Regions from separate parts of the Mus musculus genome. Here region 1 is linked to region 2. Evidence: chromatin loops called from intact Hi-C (ENCODE). Cell type or tissue: heart. All regions are shown on one strand. Each heading gives the region's core, and the rest is flanking DNA. Links, peaks and the distances in the headings are about the cores only.

Region 1 (5,378 bases), core at 293-5,292, 57 kb before region 2:
ACACACACACACACAAACACACACACACACACACACACACACAAACACACACACACACACACACACACACACAAACACACACACACACACACACACACACACAAACACACACACACACACACAAACACACACACACACACACACAAACACACACACACACACACACACACAAACACACACACACACACACCACACACACACACACACACACAAACACACACACACACACACAAACACACACACACACACAAACACACACACACACACACACACACACACATTAAAAAGGGGGGGGGACCAACTCTAAAGAAACTAATGTGATTTCTCACAGGAAAGTTGATCAGGACAGATTTATATCCCCAAGCTTGTTTAGAGAGCAGGTTAAGCCAAATTCACAAGCTAGAGGGTAGGGTCTGGGGGCAAAGCTCAATGTTGGTGTCAGGAGTGAACACAGGCCCTGAGTTCAGTCCCTGGTACCAAAACAAAAATATGCCAAAGAGATTTCTGTTGTTTTCCCCTTTCCCTCTGTACCCCTACCCTCATTCAACAGAACGCTCTAGAATGGGTTAGACTGCTGTAGCTCAGGATTTAGCCACATGACACTGGTTTTTATGGAACTTTAGGGGATTCCTGGCCAACTACCCCAGGGAACTCCAGGGAGGAAAATCTGTTTCATTGGCAGAGAGTAGCCTGGACTAAACACTTACTTGCAGGCAGGGAAGGCTGGACTTGCATTCTGAGATAAGCAGGAGCCCTGTTGATCATTTTTTGGCCTCCATTTGATATTAAGTCAGCTAGACAAGAAGGAGGGGGGCTAACCTCAGAGAGATAAGGACTATTTTCCTTTGAGTTTCTCTTTGTTTTGTTTCTTCTGGGGAGCTGGGTAGAGCCCAGTCCAGCACTGGAAAAGATCAGCAAATGCTCTAGGTCTTGTTGTAATAACAGGGTAGGAGGCCGGGGGGGGGGGGGGGCACTGCTGATGGGTTTTGTTTTGTTTTGCAAACATGGAGTAGTGAAGAGTTTAGAGTTCTGTTTCCCTGGAGTCCAAAACAAATACTAGTACCATCCCTTCTGATCCTGGTCATCCTGGCCACCTACATCATAGAACACAAGGACCTGGCCTGTTTCCTTTCCCTTAGAGTTCTTGCCTCAGATGAAGCCTCTGGGATTCTGCTATGGTATTCTCCATTTATACCACAGGATGCTTCCCACCCTCACCCTCATCCCCGAGCTCAAATTACTTCACACACACACACACACACACACAAGCAAAATAATAGTTTCTCTGGCTACAGGGTCCCTTACAACCAGAACAGCTGAAGTAGTTTGTTGCAGTTGGCTTGTAATTTTAGATCTACCTAAGCTCCACTCTGATTTCAGCCCGTTGGTAATTATCCCACTCAAACCTGGTGAGTGGAAGCAGGGGGCATGGGAAGGGGGTGTAAGAGAGCAGCTGCAAGGCCTGGGCCTGCTCTTCCCTGCCTGCTAATAATAGCTCAGGCTGAGCTAGCACAGCCCTGCCAGGTCTATGCTAAGCCCTTCTTTATCGCCTGCCTCCTCTTAACAAGGACTGCAAATGCCCGAAATTCTCGTTTTGATGAAGAGGAGAGCAGGCTCTGGGAGATGGAAGAATTTGCCTTAATTCAGAGCCAGTGAGGGCTGAGAACAGGTTGACCTCAGGCAGATTCTCCAACCCTGTCCTTTTATTCACCGGTATACTTACCACTGCAAGCCCATGAGTTTAATCATAGTGGGGCCAGGAAATGCCAGCGAGACAGGATGGAAGTCCCTGCCAAGATGCCAAACCACTGCCACGAAACTAAAGAGCATGGTAGGGCTACTCTGAGGGGGGTCACAAACTGTGAACTCCACATGCCTGGCTAGAATCATAAAAGACCTGAGACTGACAGTAACTCAGTCTGGAAATCCCAGTGGTGTGTCGGACCGTGGATGATGGATTTGAGAATTTATTTTAATGTAATCTCTAAGCCAAAGGCTGCTAGGCAAAGATAATGGCTCTGAAGGTCCTTAAGTCATACGCAAGTATAACCTGGCTTTCTTCGGAAATGTTTTGAATGGAATGGGTGTCCTTTCCACCCATAGCTCAGGCTTCCTTGCTCATCACTTCAGCTTCTGGTGCTGTGGGCTGCAGGTGGCTCAGTGTGATAGGAGGCCGTCCTTCCAGTCAAGCACCGCAGTGACACACAGCACCAAGCTATCTTCTTCTCCTTCACCACATAGCCAGACAAGCTGGGCTCCGTAGATCTGGGGTCACCGTAGACATCTGTCTCTCTTTGATAGGCAGGCACCTGTCTCACTGAGCTACCAGCCTGTCATACATGCTGTGAAGTACTCCCTGGAGGCCAGGCACTGCTCCAGGCTCGAACGTGTGTTAACTTTTTATCCCTGTGAAGCAGCACTTAGTAGTGGGTAATAATGCCGTCTCCTTTTGATAGATGATTAAAAATTGGGGTCAGACGCTTAGTGATGATCTAGGGTGTGTGATTCCAAGTCCCATGTTCTCAGCTGCTGTGCCAAGGTGTTCAGGCCCAAGTGAGCTGTTCACCATTACAGCTCTCCCTGCATGTGTAAGCCTTGTCCATGGCTGGCTCCTGCTGCTATTCCTGGCTTTTGGCTGCAACCTCTAAATTATACCAAGTTCCCGGGAAAGTGGGATGCTATTTTAGGTGGTAAGGGAGACTCTCACAGAGTGCTGCTGAGGTTCTCTGCAGGGCAGTTCCAGTGACTCACCTTCCTCTGGGGGACTCAGTTTTCCTGTGCATCTGGGCACCGTGACTTTCTAACGTTATCAAATGTGAGTGTTGACTGCTTTTGGCTGCATCAGCGCCTATTTGTAGAACATGTAGTCAGCTAGCTGGGAAAGACAGAGTAGAAAGCTATAGAGGGACAGGCAGCATCAGGGTCACTCATAGGACAGTGCCAATTCCAGGGCTTAAGAAGAGCATTCAGCCAAAGAGGTGTAATAATAGGAGGGTAATGATAGCTAGAGCTTATGAAGCCCTCCCATGCACCATTCCCAGAGCCATCTCATTCGATCTCGGCTCAACCCCGGATGAAGGGAGGTGTCCCCTTCCCTTGGGTTCTGCTTGAGAGCATGTGTGGCTTCTTCCCCATCTTGTCACCGTCTCTGTTTTCAGCCCCACAGGAAGGAGGCCCCAGAAACAAAGTGAACAGAAAACCTGGTCTGAAACACTTTTGCATGAATCTGAAATTAGAAACAAGGTCAGGTGTGTGTGTGTGTGTGTGTGTGTGTGTGTGTGTGTGTGTAAATGAGGGGTGGGGGCGGGGCATGGAGCACTCACAAGACTATACATTCAGAGGCATGTCTCTAACTGATCCCTGGAAGGAAAACCAAAATAGGCTTTGTCAGTTAATATCCTTGGTACAGGCAGGGTGGGAGGAGCAACTTAGGGTCTCTTCCTCCAGCTCTCCAGTTCTTCACAGCAGAGCTCTGTCCAGCCTCTCTGCCCATACCGGCCCATGCTGAGTGTCCACTCCTCCCACACCGGCCCATGCTGAGTGTCCACTCTTGCACCTGTGGTGATTGCTTGTGGGCAGTTTGATGGTGCTGATAGGAAGTAAAGTTATCTCCAAGTTGGCAACGATGGTGTCATTTGAAATTTCCAGGGCTAGGCATCACTCTGATAGCTTAAAAAATATATAGATATAATTTTCAAAGGTTTATTTTATCTTCATGTATATGTGTAAATGTATCCCATGTGTGTATGGGTGTCCTTCTGACCATCAGACTTACTGGCAGTTGTGAGCTGCCCAATGTGACTGCTGAGAACTGAACTCAGGTCCACTAGAAAAAGAGCAAGCATCGTACCTGTTGAACCATGTCTCCAGACCCCTTTTAAATTATACTTTTGCTATGTGCTCCATGTTGGACCTTGCTAGGTAGCCCAGCTGGCCTCAAATTCCCAGTCCTCCTACTTCAACCTCCCTAGGGGTATGATTACAAGCTTGCTCATCAATGTCTGGCTCTGGTGGTTAGTAGTTATTACTCTTTGGGCATATTTTCTTTTTGCTTAGAAATGTATGCAAAATGCTTACAAACCATATATAGTAACAGGAGTATATGGGCAGGTGAGATGTCTCACTCAGTAAAGACACTTGTCACCAAGTGTAGGGCTTCAGAATCCACATGACAAAAGGGAAAACTGTCCCCTGAGAGCTGCCCTCTGATCTCCAGTATGTGCGTGCCTACATATGTACACATGCCTGCATATGCACACATGCCTGCATATGTGCACATACCTGCCTGCATATGTGCACATGCCTGCGTATGTGCACATGCCTGCCTGCAGATGTACACAGTTTTAATTTTTAAAAAAGTATCTGTAGGGGAAAGATGGCTCAGCTGTGAACTGTGCTCTGATCCCCAGCACCCACATAAATGTTAGGTGCAGTGACACACATCTGTAACACCAGTGCTGAGGGTTGAGGGTAGGGTAAGATAGGCAAACCCTCCTAACCCCCACCCCCAATCAATAAGATGCTGTTTAATGAAAGATCCCTATCTCAAAAAGTAGGAGGGAGAGTGATCAAGGAAGGCATTCAATATCTATTCCTCGCCTCTCCTAAGTTTGTGGCTGGCTTGTCTAACATGCACAAGGCACTGAGTTTGATTCCTGACACAGGATAAGGCTGGGTGCAGTGGTGCATGCCTTTAATTCCAGCACTCAGGAGGTAGAGAAGCAGGAGGATCAGAAGGTCATTTTTCCTTAGCTGCATAGAGAGTTTGAAGTCAGCCTGGGCTGCACAAGACCATATTGTAAGTAAGAATGTTCAATGAATTTGAATAGCCACTTCTCTGATATATGCCAATATGCACATATTTTTAAATTAAAAATTTTCCATTCATTTATTTCTCTTGTGTGTATGCATGTATATGTGTTTGTGTGTGTATGAGTACATATGTGTCTATATGTGCATTCATATGTGTGTGTGAATGTATACATGTGTGTATTTGTGTGTATATGTGCATGTGCTTGAGTGTGTGTGTGTATGTGTGAGTTGTAGGATTGTCTGCTTCTACCGTGTTGGTTCCTGGGAATCTGCCAAGTCCTGCCATGCATAAGGGTTGGAGTAACACAGTTCCCAGCCTTGGAGCAGAGCTAGCAGGGTGTGGGCCTCCATGAGCGTGGACTTTGCTGTGGGTATGGGGCTTGTTTGTACAATAATGTACATATTTTCATGTTCCTCCTTTGGGGAATGCTCTCCCTGTTAAAGTTAATGGCTCCATGATAATTAGAAACAGCATGAGTCTGGGAGATGAGAATGTGTTCTTCAGCAAGGTGGTGAATGCTGTGACCTTCAGGACAGCCCTTAAGGCTGTGGGAAAGAGCTCTGAA
Region 2 (5,378 bases), core at 289-5,288:
AGGAGAAGAAGGGTGGGTTCAGGAAATGTGAGTCCTTGTCAGGTGACCTGCCTCTGATAGAAAACCCTGTGCCTCACAACATGATGACAAGTGCCAGGGTGGCCACTGTGCTGAGCTGGTCAAGCAGTTAAGAGGTTCCTTCACTGGTAACAAACACCCTTCTCGGGAATCTTGCTGCTGATAAAGACATGAAGGCTTCTGAAGGAAATCAACACAAGGAGGAAGAGAGCTTTGGCATTTAAGAGGGGTTTCATTTTGTATCAAAGACAGGGTAACAATAGCTAAGATATAGTGGCAATTTTCAAATTTGGATACTAGAATCATCTAAAGAATTAAAAGCAAACAAGACCAAGATTCTGATCTATTTGTTGTAGATTGGGATCCAGGAATCAGGAGTTTTGAAGCTGTCCAGAGAGTCAGGTGTGGTGGTATATACCTGTGATCCCAGCACTTGGGATGTAGAGGTGTGATGATCAGGTGTTCATGGTAATCCTCAGTTGTGTAGAGAGCTACAATAACTAGTTAGTGTTTCCATATAACTAGTTAGTGTTTCCATTGCTGTGAACAGACACGATGACCAAGGCAACTCTTATAAAGGACAACACTTAATTGGGGCTGGTTTACGTGCCTTCGAAACCAGTACAACTTGGGTGACTCTTACACATTACCAAGTTTAGCTGCAGCATGAGGTACAACCTTGGTTATCTCTGGAACACAGCTTCTTTGTGCTCTCAGAAAACATTTCCCAGAAGATTTCTCCACAGCGATGCTGGTCTCTTCTTAATCACTGCTAATTTCTTAGTTCACATAACAAACATTAATTGTCTCAGTAATCCCTTCTATTTTTGACTCTAAAGCCAGAGCCACATGGCCAAAGCTGCTGAGTTCTGCTGGTTGCTGGAGCTGGAAAACAGCCCCCTTGTTCTATTACATCCTTCATTGCCTAAGCATGGACGTCCTGGAACTCGCTCTGTAAATTGATCTTGAACTCAGAGGCCTACACGCCTTGTCTCCTGACTTCTAGGATTAAAGGCGTGAACCACCACACCTGGACCTAAGCTTTTTCTGCTTGGAATTTGCTCTCTACCAGGCTGGCTTTGAACTCAGAGATTGGCTTGCCTCTGTCTCCTGGGATTGATGGTGTGTACTGCAGCACCTGGGCCTAAGCTTTTCATGGCACAATCCTCAAGATTCAGATCAAAAGCCTGTGTCTTCCATTTCTAGATTGTAGTTCATTCTAAATTAAAAGTCCAAATAAGGGCTGGAGAGATGGCTCAACGGTTAAGAGCACTGTCTGCTCCTCTGAAGGTCCTGAGTTCAATTCCCAGCAACCACATGGTGCTAATAACCATCTGTAATGGGATCCGATGCCCTCTTTTGGTGTGTCTGAGGAGATCAACAGTATACTCACATTCATAAAATAAATAAAAATGTTTAAAAAAGAGGGAGAGTACTTGATGCTCTTGTAGAACACCAAAAAATAAAATAAAATAAAATAAAATAAAAATAAATAAAAATTAAAAGTAAGTAAACCTCACAAAACCTTACACCCAGAATTTGTCCTGACTACAAAATGAACAGGGATAAAGATGAAGCAGAGATTGAGGGAATGGCCAACCAATGACTGGTCCAACTTGAGACCCGTCCATGTGAGAGAGCCAGCCCCTGACACTATTAATGATACTCTGCTATGCTTGCAGACAGGAGTTTGTCTTAGGGTTTCCATTGTTGTGAAGAGACATCATGACCATGGCAACTCTTATAAAGGCAAACATTTAATTGGGGCTGGCTTACAGTTTTGAGGTCCATTTCAGCGTTCATGATCATCACGGCGGGAGTACTGCAGCATCCAGGCAGGCACGGGCTGGAGGAGCTGAGAGTCCTACATCTTCACCCAAAGGAAGCCAAGAACAGATTGTTTTTTTCAGGCAGCTAGGAGGGTCTCGAAGCCCACCCCCACAATGGCACACGTCTTCCAACAAGGCCACACCTATTCCAACAAGGCCATACCTCCTAATAGTGCCACTCCCTGGGTCAAGCATATTCAAACCACCACAGGAGTCTAGTATAACTGTCTCCTAAGAGGCTTCACCCAGAAGCTGATGGATAAAGATGCAGAGACTACAGCCAAAAATCAGGTAGAGCATGGGGAACGTGTGGCAGAGTGGCAGATAGGACTGAGTTAGCTGGAGGGGTCAAGGACACCACAAGAAGACCTACAGAGTCAACTAAGCTGGGCCCATGGGGCTCACAGAGACTGAACCACCAACCAAAGAGCATGCTGGGAATGGACCTAGGCCTCTTACACATTTGTAGCAGATGTGCAGCTTGGTCTTCATGTGAGTCCCCTAACAACGGGCTGTCTCAGACTCTGTTGCCTATCATTGGATCCCCTTTCCCTAGCCTGACTGCCCGGTCAGGCCTCTGTGGGAGAGTATGCATTTAATCCTGATGCTGCTTGATGTTCCACAAAGGGGCAATGCCAAAGGGGAGGTTCCTCTTCTCCTTAGAGAAGGTAAATGGGGTAATAGGGGGAGGGATTTGTGATCTTAGAACTGAAAGGAAAGGAGGGAGGAAGGCCAAGACAGGCAGGATGTAAAGTGAATAAATAAACAAATTAATGAAAACCCAAGTAAAATAAGATGATTCTAATTGGCAATCAGAATTGAACACCTCTGGCTATGCTTTATCTTTTGAGACAAGGTCTCAGTATGTAACCCTGGCTGGCCTTGAACTCACAGAGATCTGCCTCCTTCTGTCTTCTGTCTTCTGAATGCAGGGATTAAAGTCGCCATGCCCTGCTCACTGCTCATACTTAAATGTAAGCCTGCTTGATACATGATTTTTGCAAAGTGTATTAGAATGCTCCAAAATTGCCTACAGGTCGAAACTTCAATCACACGCACACAAGCACGCTCGCGCGCGTGCACACACACACACACACACACACACACACACACACACACACACACACACACACACACACACACACAGCATTTCTCCCTTTTAAATAGTAGATAAAACAACCTTAAATGACTTGATGTTCTTCCAAATCACTGGGTAACGAGCTATCACTGAACAAACTTCTGTAAGCCTCTGCCAATAGCGTATTCCGTATCCTGTTTAGCAAGTAGACCAAGCCAATTTTCCGGTGTGGGTAAACCCTGGCCTGTGGGAACTGATTATTAAAGTCACCTGGTGGCTCACCAAGGCAAGAGCAGAGATGACTCTACTGTGGACTGTTAGAACTGTCAGGAAGCGGAAAGTAACGCTTTCTAGAATTTAGTGTGCACACCTAGAAAAAAGCAGCCAGCTCAGAGTAGGAACTAGCTCTGTCCAAGGGGTACATTTGCAGCATAAAGCGTGTGTCCATCTGGGGGTACATTTGCAGCATAAAGCGTGTGTCCATCTGGGGGTACACTTGCAGCATATAGCATGTGTGGAAACAGCTGGCTGACGGACACATAGTCTTTTTTTTTTTTTTCCGAGACAGGGTTTCTTTGTCTAGTCCTGGCTGTCCTGGAACTCACTTTGTAGACCAGGCTGGCCTCAAACCCAGAAATCCACCTGCCTCTGCCTCCCAAGTGCTGGGATTAAAGGCATGTGCCACCAGTGCCCGGATTCTTTTCATTTTCATTCCTTTCTTTCTTTTTCAGTGTGAAACGAACATCTCATGCAAGCCCTCCACCTCTGAGTTACAGTCTGTTTCTACCTGTTGTGCAGCTGAGAAGCACCCGTCTGCCAAATGAAGAAACTGAGAGCCAGATAGATGTGGGAGTGAAAGAGCCGGTTGAGCACCGGGCATTGTGAAACCAGCACCAGGCTTCTGACTACAAAAGCCCTTCTGACTTCCCCAGACAGGAAGCAGATTCGTGGTTGCCAAGCACTGAGGAAAGGCAGAACCGAGCAGCCACTGCTCACAAGACACGGGGTTTCTTTGTGGGGTGATGAGAACAGTCTAAACTTAGAGAGTGGTGGTGATTCACACCCTGTGAATGTACTAAATGCAATTTAAGTGTGAGCTGTACGGCACGTGAATTCTATCATTTTTCTTTGATTTTGGTTTTCAGAGACAGAATTTGACTTATGCAACCCAGGCTGGTCTTGAACAATTCGGTGCTGGGATGCTGAGATTACAGGAAGGAGTTACCATGCCCTGCTGTTTGTTTATTTGTTTTGTTGTTGCTGTTTTGTTTGTTGCCATGATGGAGATCCAACCCTGGGCCTACACATAGCAGGCAAGCATTCTACCAATGAGGCACACTCATTAAACAATCTCGCAGGGAGTGGGGGTGGGGGTGGGGGTCGTATATCACAACACGTAGGAAACTGAAGTATGATCGATAGCTGTGAGTTTGAAACTTGGGCTACATGGTGCTGCAGTGTGTGTGTGGGGGGGTGGTGGTGTGTGAGGGGGTGGGAGGGAGGGAACACTGTGTGTGTAGGGGTGTGCATGCAGAAGCTGGCGCCAAGCTGGATGTCAGTACACCACAGACTACAACAATGACTCTGTCTCCCAGAGAGGCTACTCATCCGGCTTGGTCTTTCTTACATGTGCCCTAGCAGTTTAGGACTGAAACACCTCTGTCATTTTGTGAATCTCAAGGGCAGACATACAGCTTTTAGGGTACTCTAGAGCTGAAAGGTGAGAGAACAAATGGGACTAGAATTAGAGAATTTCTTTGAGGTAACTTTTCACTTCATGGAAACATAGAAGCTAAACCGTCCTCCTTAGAACCCATTAGTACATCGAATGTATTTAAGGCTCATGCATATGCATATTTCATAAGATTAAGCAGATCATAACAGTAATAGGTTCAAAGTTAACAGGGTGTGACTGGGAGGCAAACATACTTAAAATTTAAAGGGCAGTGTAATTTTTTATTTTTAAAAGGCATTATTTTGAACTCTAATTTTGTTTTTGTTTCTTAGGTTTTTTGTCTTGTTTTTTTTCTGGTGGTGGGCATTGTATATGTGCCATGGCATGTCTGTGGAGGACAGAAAACAACAGATGGGAGTCAGTTCTCTCCTTCCGCCAGTGGGAACCCCAGGGCTAGAAATGAGGCTGTGGGGTTTGCTGGTTGAGTGTCTGTAACCACCGAGCCAACCACCGGCTCTTGTTTTTTGTTTTGTTTTGTTTTGTTTTAGTTTGGTTTGCTTTTTCTATTTATTTGGTTTTTGTTTTTGTTTTTGTTTTTGTTTTTGAGACAGTTTCTTGTAACCTTGAATGCCTGATGTTCTGGCCTCCACCTCCCAAACCCTGAATTACCCATGCCCAGTCTATTTCTAAACCTACCAAATTAATAATGCGATAAAGAAAGAGGATTTTTGAAATCCAAAGACTTAATCCTCTTCAGAACAAAGGTGGAAGTGATAAG

The links. Hi-C counts contacts between places; a loop is a spot of excess contacts. Peaks named below come from ENCODE experiments on the same cell type or tissue, not always from the same donor. Only the 100,000 strongest peaks of a DNase experiment are listed, where the experiment ranks them.
Region 1: a loop joins it to region 2, with 3 times the contacts of the local background. A loop is called at or near these places in 1 of 42 quality-filtered maps.

Annotation. Positions count from the first base shown.
Region 1 is chr15:38,541,442-38,546,819 of GRCm38, forward strand. No RefSeq gene overlaps it. Among named protein-coding and RNA genes, the nearest start is that of Azin1, 25 kb to the left of the region's middle. In heart, for the core only: no CTCF peak of the experiment used is centred there; DNase peaks (open chromatin) are centred at 740, 1,480 and 2,800; H3K4me3 peaks cover 834 bases; H3K27ac peaks cover 4,049 bases.
Region 2 is chr15:38,598,450-38,603,827 of GRCm38, forward strand. It overlaps Gm41309 (a long non-coding RNA gene), which reads right to left and starts at 3,837. Exons shown (of 3, transcript XR_875194.2): 1 at 3,713-3,837; 2 at 1,795-1,888. In heart, for the core only: a CTCF peak has its summit at 3,204; DNase peaks (open chromatin) are centred at 3,172 and 3,872; H3K27ac peaks cover 1,395 bases.